Linked DNA regions of Mus musculus: region 1 is linked to region 2. A link is a contact called in ENCODE Hi-C or POLR2A ChIA-PET data. All regions are on one chromosome and are shown on one strand. The core of a region is the stretch at or near the end of the contact, and the rest is flanking DNA. Distances in the headings are between cores, read along the strand shown. Region 1 holds the start of Anp32e (acidic (leucine-rich) nuclear phosphoprotein 32 family, member E). Region 2 holds the start of Ciart (circadian associated repressor of transcription).

Region 1 (7,055 bases), core at 62-2,561, 47 kb after region 2:
TCTGTTGTTATTGTTATTTTGTGACAGAGGCTGGCCTTGGATTTACTTAGTAGATGACTGTGGATCTGCCCCTCTCTCCCTTCTGAGGGCTATGATTAAAGGAATGTTGGATCTTTCAGGAACATTAAACAGAAAAAAAAAGTTTTGGTTTTGTTTTTAATTTACTTATTTTGTTTTTGCATATCCGTGTGTTTTGCCTGCACGTACGCACACACAATGCATCTGTGCCTGTGGCCTGTGGAGTCCGGAGGATGCCTCTGAATTTCCTGGCATTGTAGTTATGGGTGATTATGAGCCACTATATGGGTGCTAGAAATCGAACCAGGGTGGAACCTCTGCTAGAGGTCATTGCCTCTCCATCCCCTCACACTTAAAAGAACATTTTAAGTAGATTCCTGTAGGAAAGGAGAGGCCTTGCTGGACAGTTTCTGATAATTGTGTTTCTTTAGGCCTGTGTTATTTTTCCTCTAAGGTGTCAATTTTGTTTGTTTGTTTTTCTGTCTTTTGGAAACAGTCTCTCCCCACCCCACCCCCCTTTCTGTGTAATCCTGGAACTCGCTCTGTAGACCAGGTTGGCCTCGAATTCAGAGATCTGCCTGACTCTGCCTTCCAGTGCTGGGATTAAAGGCGTGTGCCACCGCGGCTGGCTCTAATATTCCAACTTTTTAGCAGTGACAAATGACCTCAGTATCAACTCCTCCTGGACAGTTTTATTTAAAGGCTTCTGACTCAACGTGCTAAACTCAACTCTGCTTTCAGAGCCGTTCCCCCCTTTATGTTGGAAGTTAAAATACCTTCTTTATCACGCTCTGGTTCTACAAGCAGTTCGGGACGGGGAGGTGTCACCAACACGCTGTTCGCGCTCGCGCCCCTGCTTACACTTTAGCCGCAGAGCAGAAGGCTTGTGCTTTAAGACCACCGAAAGCTCTGGGTGCAGTGTGTTGCATGACCCACTTACAACTTGGGGATGCCAACGACGCCTTTTCCCTTCCTTTTAACCCTGAAGCCAGAAAAACCCCAAACAAACAAAAACAAACCCAACAGACACCCAAACCGTCCTACTACCAAGGGGAAAGCGCGCCAATCACACAAAGAAAAGGAGGGGGGCGACTGGGATTCAAAATCATTTCTCCGGGACGTACATCCTCCCGAACCTATCGGAATTAACTGCGCGCCTAGTCAGAGCCAATAGACACTGAGTTTCTGGTCCAGGTCCCCCCTAAAGACAAATGGACAACCCTCTAGCCCAATGGAGTCGTGTGACGCTAAGGACTCGACCAATCCCGTTGGGAGGTGGGTGGAGTGTAGGCTAGGGGGGGTTGGCGGTGCCGTGTCATGGAGGCTCAGTCTCGCAGCAGCCATTGAAGGGGAAGGAACTGCGGGCGCGCGCGTGTCTCTCTCCCTCACTCTCTCTGTGTGAAAGTGTGTGCGTGCCCGAGTGTGCGCGCGCGGGTGTGTGGACTCGGAGGTGGGGGCAGCCGAGTTAGTCCCAAGTCGTCGGACTCCATTTGCTATTCTTTTCTTTCTCTCCCACACCCGTGTGGTAGTGGGCGTTCGTCTTTGCGTCTCTTTTCATTCATCTCCAGACCTTTAGAGGTTTTTTTAGGGTTGGGGATAGTGGGGAGGGCAGGCGAGGGGAAAGGAGGAGGACATGGAGATGAAGAAGAAGATTAACATGGAGTTGAAGAACAGAGCCCCGGAGGAGGTGAGATGACTCAGCCCCCATAGTCCCCTCCCGCCCTGGATCGTGAGGGGTGGGCTTCGGGGGTCCGGGTGGGTGCGCAGGGCGGGCTGGGAAGCGCGCCCCCACTTGGGGTGGAGGCGGGGTGTTTATTTTAAGTTTTAAATCACCAGGCTCTTGTGCTTAAAATGGCGAAGGGCTTAAGTTTCTAGGGGCATTTTCGTGAGCGCGCGGGGGCTCAGCCCCATGGCGTCCTCGCAGACTGGTGGCCCGGCATCGCGGGCGCGGGCGGCGTGGGCGCGACCCCCGGGTCCTCGCCACCTGCGAAGTTGGTGTAACTTTCCCGCGGCGCCGCCACTCGGCCGGCCGCGGCCCCGGGTGTGGGACTCGCGCCGATCTGTGCCCCACGCTCCCTCCGACCGTGCCCGCTCGCGGGCAGCACGCGCCGCGGCCGGGGCCGCAGCGGAATCCCGGGACCCGACGGCGCGGGCCGCGATCCGCGTGGCGCGCGGACTTTTACGCAAGCTGGAGGCTTGTGCGAGCCTCGCTGCGCTCAGTGCGGTCGTAGGGAAGAGTCCCGAGTCTTGAAGGGGGCCCGGGAGGCGTCGCCCCGACTCCCCGCCGTCGGATTCCCTAGCGGTTTACGCCAGGTCCGCGGGTCTGGAGATTGGCCGCGGCGGGCGGGGACCAGGCTCGCTGATTCGCGGCCGCGGCGTGAAATCGAGGGACAAGGGGTCCGCGCCGCCGTGGTCCCTTGACGCCCGCTCAAAGGCGGGCATCTGCCGGGCCTCCACAGTTATCATGCAGAGCCAACGGTCCCTGAGCCCTGCTGATTTTCGTGGTTCCTTTGCGGGTTTTGGTGACTGGAGGCGAGAGAGAGGTGGTGGAAACATTGTTGCTGTGAGGGTTATCTCTGGGAGCAATGGAAGTTTTCTAGAGCTTCTTAGAAGATTCTAGAAAAACTCAAAAGTTGAAAGCTGTCAGCAGGACGTGGTGAGTGATATCTGTAATTCTGTATATCTGTAAATCTGTACTTCTCATATCAAGAAATTCCCAGCCCTTGGGAGGGAGGCCGAGGTAGGACGCTGGTTGCAAGTGGGACTCTGTCAAACAAGGCAAAGCAAATCAAAACAAGCAGTTTCTCAGAAGTCTTGTGGAGCAAAAATGGGTCGTCCCCTCCGCCCCATCCTTTCACCTTCAATTTGGAGGATTGCTTGACATGCCTTTTTGCAGTCTCTTTCCTTTGGTGTGGTGTGGTAACAGTTAAGTTTATATAGATAGTTTATAAGGCACTCCCATTTATTTACTTTCTCCTTGGGAAAATGTAAGCTGGGTTGTATTGTTCTAGAATCCAAATTAGCAAATAGGAGTAAAGTTGAAGAGCTGGGATTCTGACACTAGGTCTACAAAACTCTTGCTGAGCTCTAAGAAGTCTCTGGTTAAGACCAGAATCCAAAGGCTTAAGAATTGCTTGGCGTGGTAGGCATTTAATTCAAGGCAGAGGCAGGCAGATCTTTTTGAGTTTGAGGCCAGTTTTGAGTTTGACTACAGCTGTCTCAAAAACGAACAGCCAGACGGTGGTGGCGCATGCCTTTAATCCCAGCACTCGAGAGGCAGAGGCAGGTGGATTTCTGGGTTCAAGGCCAGCCTGGTCTACAGAGTGAGTTCCAGGACAGCCAGGGCTACACAGAGAAACCCTGTCTCGAAAAACCAAAAAAAAAAAAAAAAACAAAAAACAAAAAACAAAACAAAACAAAAACCAAATGAACAAGTCGGAGATAGTGTCCCACGAGCTGTTAATCCCAACAGCCAGGAGGCAGAGGCAGGCAGATGGATTTCTGTGATTCAGAGACCATGCTAGTCTACAGAGCAAGTTATAGGACAGACAGGGCTACACAAAGACCATGTCTTAAAACAAAACAAAACAAAACCAAAACCCAAACAGACTTATCAAAATGTCCCTACCTGACACTAATGGTGTGACGTAATGCAAGTCATTTTGCATACCTAGGCTTCCCTGAGGCTATAACAGGGATATCTTTGTACCATTTCTGCTCATTTAAATAATGCCAAAGTTACACTCAAGTAGGGAAGATGACAGTCCTTGTTGCCTTTAAATAGACATTTTTTTTGCTCTGGGAATAGAGAACCAGGGTTTGCTTTTGTGATTACATCTATTCAGGTGCATAGGGTAAGTTTTGTTACTATATCTCAGATCTGTGGCTCAGTGGTTATGAGCCACCACTCACAAGGTGGCTTACAAACTCCCAGGAGTCCAACTCCTTTTCTGGCCTCTGAAGGCACTGGGCACATATGAGGTTCATATGAGGAAAAATGGATACACATTAAAAAATAAATAAATAAATTTACTGCCCAGAGATATTAAGAAATCCCCTTCTGGGCCGGGCGTGGTGGTGCACGCCTTTAATCCCAGCACTTGGGAGACAGAGGCAGGCAAATTTCTGAGTTTGAGGCCAGCCTGGTCTACAGAGTGAGTTCCAGGACAGCCAGGGCTACACAGAGAAATCCTGTCTCAAAAAATCTAAAAAAAAAAAAAAAAAAAAGAAAAAAAGAAATCCCCTTCTGAGCCAGAGAGATGGCTCAGGGGTTACCAACACTGGCTGTCCTTCCAGGTCTTCCCAGAACCAGAACCCACATGGCAGCTCACTACTGTCTGTAACTCCAGTCCCAGTTATCCAACACCCATCTTCTGGCTTCCATGGGTACTGCATGCCTAGGGTGCACAGACACACATGCATTCAACCATATGCATTAAGAAAAGAAAAGACGTTCAGTCCCCCCTCCCTCCAAGCATGGGACAGACAGTCCATGTGGCCTCCAAGCTTGGGACAGTCCATGTGGCAGCTTGAGCAGCAGAAGGAGAAACAATGTTTTGAATATTGTTTTGTGTGATATTGTTTATCTTCAGCTGACACCCCAAAGGTGGGCTGTCTTAGAAGCTTTCTAATACTGATTTCTGAAGGTTAGCAAGGTTGGGATTCTACTGGCATTCATCAGCCTAGCACACAGAGGCTTAAACAGAAAGTGATGAGCTTCAAGCTCCCCCCGTAGCTTTGAGTCTTTCCCCGGCAGCCCAGGTGTCTCCTCCCGGGTGTAGGTCAGGATAGTGCGGCTCCTGCTCAGAGTCCAAACCGGTCTCGGTAGGACCTTTTCCACAGTTGCTTTTTTTCTGCCTCAGTGATTTGAAGTAGGCATTGGACTTGTTAGTCCAAGGTCAGATGGAAAGGACCGCTTACAGTGACAGCTAAATCACATCAGGTTGGGTTTTTAAAATACATGCTTTTAATTTTGTTTTTATATATGTTTATATATGTGTTACGCATATAAATATGTTTATGTGTGGTTTCATTGTATGTTATTGTTGTTTGCCTGCAAGTATGTCTGTGCCAGGGTGTCAGGAGCCCTGTGGAACTGGGCTTACAAGGTGTGAGCTTGTGGGTGCTGGGAATTTAACCCAAGTCTTGGAAGAGTAGCCAGTGCTCTTAACTTCTGAGCCATCTCTCCAGCCCACCATCTGTCAGTTTCCTTAGTACATGTTAATTATATATAGTGTTTCACTTTTCATACATGTGTATAGTATGTTGTGATTACTGTCATTCCTCTTTCCCCTCCCTTACTCTCTCCACACTGCTGATCCTCTTTCCCAGCTAATCCCCAGAAAGCCTTCAAGTCTCTCTCTCTCTCTCTCTCTCTCTCTCTCTCTCTCTCTCTCATAACTCCGTGAGTTACGTTAGGTTCTCACGGGAGTGTGGGTGAAGATGTACAAGAAGGACCTGTGCAAGGACTTACTGTTTGGCGATTGATCTTGCTCTCATTTCAGGCAGTTTTAGACTGCATGGTTCTGCATGGCTCAAGTGACTCTTCACTCCCAAGTACCTGGGATTACAGCTTCCTTACTCCATGCCCAGTCTGCCACAGACTCCATGGCACAAGTGACCCCTCCCCCATCATACCCAAGTAGCTGAGATGACAACCTCATACGCTGGCCGCACCCAGTGTAGGGGATTGGCATTTTTGTTTTGCTTTCGTTTGTTTTGAGACAAGGGGCTCTGTTTTGTGGCTTTGGCTGTCCTGCAGCTTACTATATAGACCAGGTTGTCCTGGAACTCCCCGAGATCCTCCTGCCTCTGCCTCCGGAGTGTTGGTATTAAAGGCCACCACCCCTGGCTGGGATTTCTATTTTGATATTCATGCGTTTAGAATGCTTAGACACCGAAGGGTCTGTTATTATGCAAACTAATTATTTCGTTTCTTCTAACAGGTGACAGAGTTAGTCCTCGATAATTGCTTGTGTGTCAATGGGGAAATCGAAGGCCTGAATGACACCTTTAAGGAACTGGAGTTTCTTAGCATGGCCAACGTGGAGTTGAGTTCCTTGGCCCGGCTTCCCAGCTTGAATAAACTCCGGAAGGTGAGCTGGGATTGGCTGTGGGGACACCGTGGTCTTCACGGCCAGGCTGATGGAGTTCTTGGTTAAGTGAAAAGACCATTTCACCTGCCAGCCAGAAAGCTTCAAGTTCCTAGAGATGAGAGGGGAGGAAGGGTGCTGGACCCCGGCTCAGTGGCTCTTCTTCTACAGGACCTGGTCAGTTCCTCGCCACAACTCATGTGACTCCAGTGCCAGGGGATCCAGCATCCTCATAAAGACATGCATACAGGCAAAACACCAGCGCACATAAAACAAAATAAGTAAATCATTAATACTGGGAGGTGGCTCACACATTTGGGAGGCAGAGGCAGGCGGATCTCTTGAGTTCCAGGCCAGCCTGCAGATGGAGTTCCAGGACAGCCAGGGCTACAAAGAGGTCCTGTTTCAAAGAAAATGAAAAAACAGAAACAACAAAAAAAGGGAACTGTAGGATTTTGGAATCAGTAATACCTAGAATTTTAAATTAGAATTGTTTTATGGCATAATATTGAATTTAATATCTACCACTGCCCCCTTCAGAAAATCCAAATGAACACAATTGGAGCCATGCCACAGATAAGCCACTGTGTGGGGTTCTGATCGGTTTGCAGATAGATGGGAATTGGGGAAGCTGGAGAGAATAAGGAGTGTTGTTTTGTTGATGGGCAAGGTCCTCTGGCTTCATCAGTCTTTGTTTTTCTCTCCATGTTGAATATGTAGTTGGAACTTAGTGACAATATAATTTCTGGAGGCTTGGAAGTCCTGGCAGAGAAATGTCCAAATCTTACCTACCTCAATCTGAGTGGAAACAAAATAAAAGATCTCAGTACAGTAGAAGCGCTGGTAAGTGGAGGGTGTTGTCACTGGGCTTGATTTAATCTGATTTGTTCATATTCTCACTAATTAAGTCTGGGATTTCCTATAATATCTCTTGTGGTCCAGATA
Region 2 (7,206 bases), core at 37-2,536:
GGGCTACCCCCAGAAATATAATTAATTAATCAGATTATTACCTCTGTCAAAGCGACCCATCTTGAGTCCGTTCAGTAGGTCTGTGAGGGGCCGTATGAACCCTTGGAGTTCTTTACACTGTAGAAAAACAGCACAAGACTTTGAGACCAGCAGTGGTTTTTCTGCTGTGATGTAACTGGCAGGTCCTTGTCAACCAATTAGGTGTTTGCCACTGCACTATCTTTTCTGCTTTCTGTTACCTTTTGAGCAAAGAGCAGATCTCCCTCTGTAGTACATCCTTGGGTGTTCAGACTCGTCTCCTGTTCACCGTCTCTTGATCTCTTGACTTCAGATCCTTGCTGTTCCAGATGAGGTGCTGTATGTTGGTTACTAGAAACCCTGGGTCGATGTCTGCAGCGGATAGGGCCTGGACTGGGCCTGGAACCTCCTCTCTGACCCACAGTGTCTGGCCTGAGCTCATGGGTGCCCTTGCCCTCCCTCTCGTTATCAGAAGGGAAGCTAAAGTCACTGTTCACAGAGGACGTGGAAAATGATGGGGAGAGGGAGGAGGAGGAATAAGAAGAAACACTAGATGGAGAATCCATAGGTCCAGGAGCAGGAGAGGGGCTGAAGAGCAGCTCCCGTAGTACCAAAGATCAGAACCTGCAACTGAAAAGCAAAGCGAGGGAGTCTGAAATCAGAGTCAAAGAATTAGGAAAGGGACTGGGAGACTGGGGCATTCTAAACAGAGTAACATGGTTTTCGCTTTGTTTTATTGTTTTTCCGTTCTCAATAGAAACAAGAAAGAAAGGAAAAAAAAAAAAAACTTGCTCTTCCAGCCGCATTCAAAATCTAGACCGCCAGCCCACACAGAGCTCTTGACCCTACACAGCCTTTCTTCCCTTGGGTGAATAACCGACTTTACACCTTCCCCTCAGCCTGCAGTTCTGGGCTGTTCCCGGCCAGACCTCATAGGGAGCCTATCGACCTAAAAACGACACCCGCTAGAGGCTGCTCTGCGCACCAGAACCCACCTCAGGTCCCTAGAGTTCCGGCCCCATAGACACCCGGCTCCACCGCTTTCGCATCCTTCACCATCAGGTGCACTGCGCTGGTCAGTCTACGGTCGCGCCTGCCAGGTGATGCAATACCTCCCAACACCCCGATCTGCGGTCTTCCATGCCCACCCCATCCGGGTCGTCTTCCGGAGAGCGCTTGGCTCTCGTCCGCTTACCTGGGTCTGTCGGTTCAGCCCCGGTCGGTATGCAGCTTCTTCACTGTCTGTGCTGGTCTAGCCGACCCACCTCCGCCTCACTCTGTGGGTCCCGCCCCTTCCCCCTCCCAGACACGTGCGGTTCTGCACGTGCCTCCCCCTGCGTACACAGACCTTGTGCTCTCATTGGATAGCTTACCGGCAACACGTGACTCTAGATGCAGACGCTCACAGCCCATTTGCTACGGCACGCGGGGGCTCGGCCAATAGAGAGGCAGCCAAGTGGTGATTGGCTGGAAGGGAAGCAGTCCATGCTCCGCCCGTACATGCGGCTCCTCGGGTGATAAAAAAGGAGGATGGAAAAAAGTGAAAATTAAGGAAGGGGCGGAAAAGGGTGGAGCTCATAGCCTTAAATAGGACAGCACTGCGCGGGAGACGCACGGCTGGAGTGTACAGAGCGGGGCCGAGCCACGGAGGTGGCGCCTCGGGACGTGGGCCCCTCTGAGCGCCTCCGCGCACGGGCGCAGCACGTGGGAGCCCTCAGCAACTCGTGTCCGCAACGTGTGTGACAACGGACGTGTGACGCCGGGCATCCGTTCCCTTGTCGGCGGCTCGCCCTCGTGACTCCCCACTCTTTCATCCTCCCCTCCTCGCCACCAAGTTGGGTGCCTCCTGCCCTGCTGGGCGAGGAGGGTGGGGACTGCGGCTGGAACACCGCGTCCTCTCCGGGGCTCCCGCCGCGCAGCTTCTCCAGCCGGTTCTTACATAACTTGCCACGCACGTTCCCAGCTCGGATGCCAGCCCGCCAAGATTCTAGAGGTCATAGCCGAACTTGTCCCTGACTTTTCTGCCCCGGGCCCTTCGGACCCTTCACTCAGAATTCTCTGATTCTCAGTACTGGGAACAGAGCAGAGTAGATCTTTGCTCCTCAAGCTTATGGCTTTATCTGGCTTCAGTTTATTTGTTCCTGGGAGAAAACTGGGGAAACGTTGAGGAAGGAAAAAAGCGAGTCAAGAGTTTAGAGAGTCACCAACAGACCTTAGCATCCCTTGCACCAAGTCACTGTAAAAGGAAACGATGGCGAGGAGGACCCTGTCGACTGAAGCAGAGGAGTCGCAAGGGGGCACTCTAGTTCTGATTAGGGTCGAGAGAACAGACACTACCACCCCCCCACCCCCCCAGTCTTACTAAAAGAAAAGTTGGACAGGGATCTAAGTCATGGTTTGGAGAACGTGTGGTTATTTTAAATATGTTCTAATGCTTTTTTACTTATATTTAGCAATGTGGTTATTTTAGAAAAAGGAAAAGGATTTCTAAATTAAACCTCAGCACTGTTTCCCCAAACACAATTTCAAGACAATATCAAATAAAATATAAGTAATCTAGATGTGGTGGCTCATGCCTTCTGTAATCCTGAGGGATGGATGCAAGGAGATCAGTTCAAGACCAACCCGAGCCACATGGGACCCTCAGGAAAAGAAAAGAAACAAAAATAGAGTTAGAATTACAGTCTCAGAATGAACCTGTTATCTGTGATAGTCTCTGTTCTACTCTAAACTATGTATAGGGTATAATTCCTTCTAATTAGTTGATATCTAATTCCTTCCCCACCCCACCCCCCAAGACAGGGTTTCTCCGTGTAGCTCTGGCTGCCCTGGAATTCACTTTGTAGACCAGGCTTGCCCTCAAACTCAAAGATCTGCCTGCTTCTGGTTCCCTGCCTTGTAATTCTCTTTCTAATCTGCCCTTCATGCCGCTAAATCTTGGTGTACGTGTCAGTGTTGACTTTAGAACAGACTCTCATTAAGAAGTAGGCAAAATTAATTTTTTAATTTTTTTCTTAAAAGAATTATTTATTGTATATATATATATATGTGTACACTGTAGCTGTCTTCAGACACTCCAGAAGAGGGCATGAGATCCCATTACAGATGGTTGTGAGCCACCATGTGGTTGCTGGGAATTGAACTCAGGACCTCTTGAAGAGCAGTCAGTGCTCTTAACCGCTGAACCATCTCTCCAGTCCCAATTTTTTTTTAAAATTTTTCATCCAAATTCTTGCCAAAGAATTCTAGTCTGAAGAGTGATAGCGGCCTTCTCTCACCTGGGAAAGGGGGTGGATAGAAACAGGGTCAGGGGGGCTGGCCCAGTGTTTAAGAGAACACACTTTCGCAGAGGACCTAAGTTCCAGTCCCAGCACTCATGTCAGCTGGCTCACAAACCCCTGTAAACTCTCCCCCCAGAAACTCTGGTGCTTGTAGCCTGAGCGCCCATACTCATGTGCACACACCCCTCCCTGCACACACACATAATTAAAAACAGTAAATCAAAAAACCAAGAGCAGGAAAGCAAGGAAGTCTCTTTGCTCCCGTCTCTATGCAAACGCCACTGATTTCAGGTTCTAAGGTGGATTCTCCATTCTTCATGCCTCCTTCCGCCTCCTGCTGAACTTTGCCTCTTGGCTCTACAGGGTTGTAGGACACACCCATTTTGACCTCTGGCACCTGCTATAACTTCAAACCTGGGCAGAATAGAACCAGCTCTGATTTTCCAGGCTTGTTGGGAGTTTGGAAAAGGCTTCTCCATTTAGCCTGCTTCTCTCCTAGGAGGAGGTCTTAAAAGTCTTGCCAGATCCGAATAAAAGAATGACATCACAAAAGTCTTTGCTTCAACATCTTTCAAAATTTTCAAGATCAGCTAATTAGATATTTCTAAAGGTGATCCTGCTTCCTTCTTTTCGTATGAGAATTGATGTCCAGGTTGGAAATACAAGCAAAAGGTAACTGGTAAGAATTACTTTATAGCACCCCACCAAGGCCAGTGGCTGCCCTCTTACCTTCTACATAAAATGTACCCCTCCTTGAAGGAGGGTCCATAACAGAAAGCAGGACACAGGACTCTGCAGCGTGGACATGGCATCATTCTGATTTGGACTCTGCTAAAACACCCCCCACATACACACACATAGGTCATTGTCACCTTTCCAGCAGTCCCATCCCCTCTCCAGGAAGACAATCTCTTTACACTAACCCCTTTTTTCTTTACCTGTGGTCTCAAAGGAGAGTCTGCCCGCCTCCCTATCACAATAAGAATTCTTCCTACTTGGGAGGCCACAACTCTCAATAACATTGCATTTTTTTACCCTTTGTAGGCATGACTTTGTATTAGATGTTTTTCAGGGACAGAATAAATGAGACTTAGTTCCTGGGCTTAAGTGGGGCTTGCCATCTATAGAGAACCTACCACACATTTCCCAATGTGTGTGGGGTATTTACTGCTTGCCAATCTTACTGGATCCTCCCACTTGTGTTCAATTGCATGTGTGCTGCTCTTTGGTTCTTTTGCCCTTTTTTTTTGTTTGTTTTTCGAGACAGGGTTTCTCTGTGTAGCCGTAGCCCTAGCTGTCCTGGAACTCACTCTGTAGACCAGGCTGGCCTCGAACTCAGAGATCCCCCTGCTGCTGCCTCAAAGCCATGTGCACCACTTCATGGGCCTTCCTTACTCTTGAGATGTTTTTTTTCCCTTACAGTCCAGGCTGGCCTCTAATCAGAGGTCAACTGTCTCTGTCTTGCAGTCGTAGACACCTCACCCAGCTTACACTCCGTACTCATTTATTCCACAAATCTAACTTTCTTTTAACAACTCAAACTACATTCTTGGGGGCATCCATGCCTCTTCCTCTTCGGGCTCTCAGTAGCTTTTGATTGATCATATCAAGCTTTCGCTCTTCTAGTCCCTATAACTCAAACTTGGCTGTCTGCCTGCCTCTTCCATTTCCTTGGTTGACTTATCTGCCTCCGCTGACTTAGGCATTGGCCTTTCCACTTTCACAATGTAACTTTGCCTTTAGGTCTCCACTCCTGATGTAGTTCAGCTGCCTTCAGAACACATACACAGGGCTGTCCAATTTATCACTGTCCTCCTAAACCACCCTGGCTTCCGACATTTTCCAAACGCTCATGAGTGAGTACATGTGTAGAGGTCAGAGGATAACTTGGGGGAATGGGTTCATTCTTCCCATCACATGGGTCCTAGGGATTGAAACCCAATTGTCTTGCTGGCAGACATCCTTGCCATCTGAGCCATCACACTGGTTTTCCCCAAACATGATCAGAGTCTGTAGGTTATTTTAGTTCTCCCTTATAGACAAGGCATGTTGTTCTAACGTTATTTTTCTCCTCTCAGTTTGCACCAGCACCCCCTAGTCCAGTCCTTTAGCAGGTGTTCCTGAGACAGTATAAACCGTTCCATTCTGTGCTTTCCATATAGTGAGATGAAGAGTTTTCTAGCCAGGTGGTGGTGGCGGCGCATGCCTTTAATCCCAGCACTTAGGAGGCAGAGGCAGGCAGATTTCTGAGTTTGAGGTCAGCCTGGTCTACAAAGTGAGTTCCAGGAGAGCCAGAGCTACACAGAGAAACCCTGTCCTGAAAATCCAAAAAAGCCGGGCGGTGGTGGCGCACCCCTTTGATCCCAGCACCTGGGAGGCAGAGACAGGCGGATCTCTGAGTTCGAGGCTCCTTATTGCTTATAAGCCCAAAGTCCAGCCTGACATTTCAGACTATCTGCAGATTTATCCCTAAGTTGATGTGCATGATATTACTATGCAAATATGAAAGACCTTGTGTAATTTTTTTTTTTTTTACATTTACTTATTTAGGTGGAAGAGTATAGGATGTTACAAGTGTGGAGGTCAAAGGACAACTCTTGGAATCTCTTCTATCCTATCACGTCGGTCTCAGGCATCAAACATGGGCCAGCTCCTCAGACTTGGCAGCCTTTACTTGAAGAGCCATCTTACTGCTCAAAAAAGGTTTCTCCTATGAGGACCGTGTAGCCTGGCTGTCCTAGAATTTGCTGTGCAGACCAACCTGGCCTTGAACTCATAAACATTTACCTGCCTCTGCCTCTAGAGTGTTGGGATTAAAAGCATTTCCCACTATGACCAGCCAATTTTTTTGTTTTGTTTTGTTTTTAAATAGGTCTTTCTGGTTGGTCCTGCTTCCATCCAACATCCCCACAGGCGGCCTATTCGGATTTTTTTCTCCTCCTCCTCCTGTCCTGCAAGGAAGCTTCCTGTCCCCTAACTCCACATGGTGAAAACATAATTCTCCAATTACCTATGCAGGCCCTTGCACATTTTTTTTCCTGCTTTATACTGTCTCCCTCTGTAGACTCTCCTGTCATACCCAAGACACCAAAAATAGCTATTTGTTCTGAGGTTTTTCCTTTGGCAGCTTTCACTCTTACCTTAACGGTAATGAGTCTAAGTTCATGTCTCCTTACAGAACACCACACAAGCCAAAGCTGCATCAGTCTCAAGTTACATCTAAAACAAAATCCGGATTGGCAAAACAGCTCAGCAGGTAAAAGCTCACGGCACTCAAGCCCAACAAACTGAGTCCCTAAAGTTGTCCTCTGTCCTCAACACAGGCACACACACACATGCACACCTACACACACACACACACACACACACACACACACACACACACACACACACGCACATATACACACATGCACACCTACACACACAAACACACTTGGGAAGCTGGAGCCTCAATTGGAGAATTGCCTCTGTCAGATTGGACTGTGGGAATGTCTTTGGGAGAATGTTCTTGATTAATGATTGATGTGGGAGCGCCCAGCCCACTGTGGGCAAGTGGTATAAAAGGGTGAGCTGAGCAAGCCATGGGAGTCAGCCAGTGAGCAGTGTCCTCCCAAGTCTATGCTTCAGTTCCTGCCTCAAGCTCCTGCCCTGACTTCTGTCAAGGATGAAACATGACTGCGTAGTTGTAAGACAAAATAAACCCTTTCTTCCCCTCGCTGGTTTTGTCAGTGTTTTATTACAGTAAAAGAAAACCAAACAACAATACCTCCATAGCAGCATTAATGACACAGTTCTGCCCTCCTGCAAAACCTGCCTTGTTTCCTGCAGGTCACGAGCCCTAGGATCTGTCTGGGTAAGAGATGTCATACCGTCCTCCTCCTCAATCCCCATTTGACTCACTGGTTCT

Evidence for each region. A loop is a pair of places that touch in the nucleus more often than their neighbours do. ChIA-PET counts read pairs that join two places held with the same protein, here RNA polymerase II (POLR2A).
Region 1: a map of left cerebral cortex shows a loop between it and region 2 (7-fold over the local background). The contact joins the promoter of Anp32e here to the promoter of Ciart in region 2. A Hi-C loop is called at or near these places in 3 of 37 maps with a recorded cell type or tissue (all left cerebral cortex). POLR2A ChIA-PET finds 5 or more read pairs at or near these places in 3 of 5 experiments (Patski and embryonic stem cell).

What each region holds. Positions count from the first base shown.
Region 1 is chr3:95,927,946-95,935,000 of GRCm38, forward strand. It overlaps Anp32e (acidic (leucine-rich) nuclear phosphoprotein 32 family, member E), which reads left to right and starts at 1,312. Exons shown (of 7, transcript NM_023210.4): 1 at 1,312-1,705; 2 at 5,964-6,113; 3 at 6,831-6,953. The coding sequence starts at 1,652. It overlaps Gm46815 (a long non-coding RNA gene), which reads right to left and starts at 1,080. Exons shown (of 3, transcript XR_001783926.1): 1 at 795-1,080.
Region 2 is chr3:95,880,942-95,888,147 of GRCm38, forward strand. It overlaps Ciart (circadian associated repressor of transcription), which reads right to left and starts at 1,287. Exons shown (of 6, transcript NM_001033302.2): 1 at 1,214-1,287; 2 at 240-648; 3 at 42-117. The coding sequence starts at 584. C920021L13Rik (RIKEN cDNA C920021L13 gene) reads left to right here. Exons shown (of 4, transcript NR_040446.1): 2 at 5,850-6,002; 3 at 6,172-6,555; 4 at 7,128-7,206. It overlaps BC028528 (cDNA sequence BC028528), which reads right to left. Exons shown (of 6, transcript NM_153513.4): 4 at 7,200-7,206; 5 at 4,029-4,130; 6 at 3,004-3,296. The coding sequence ends at 4,032.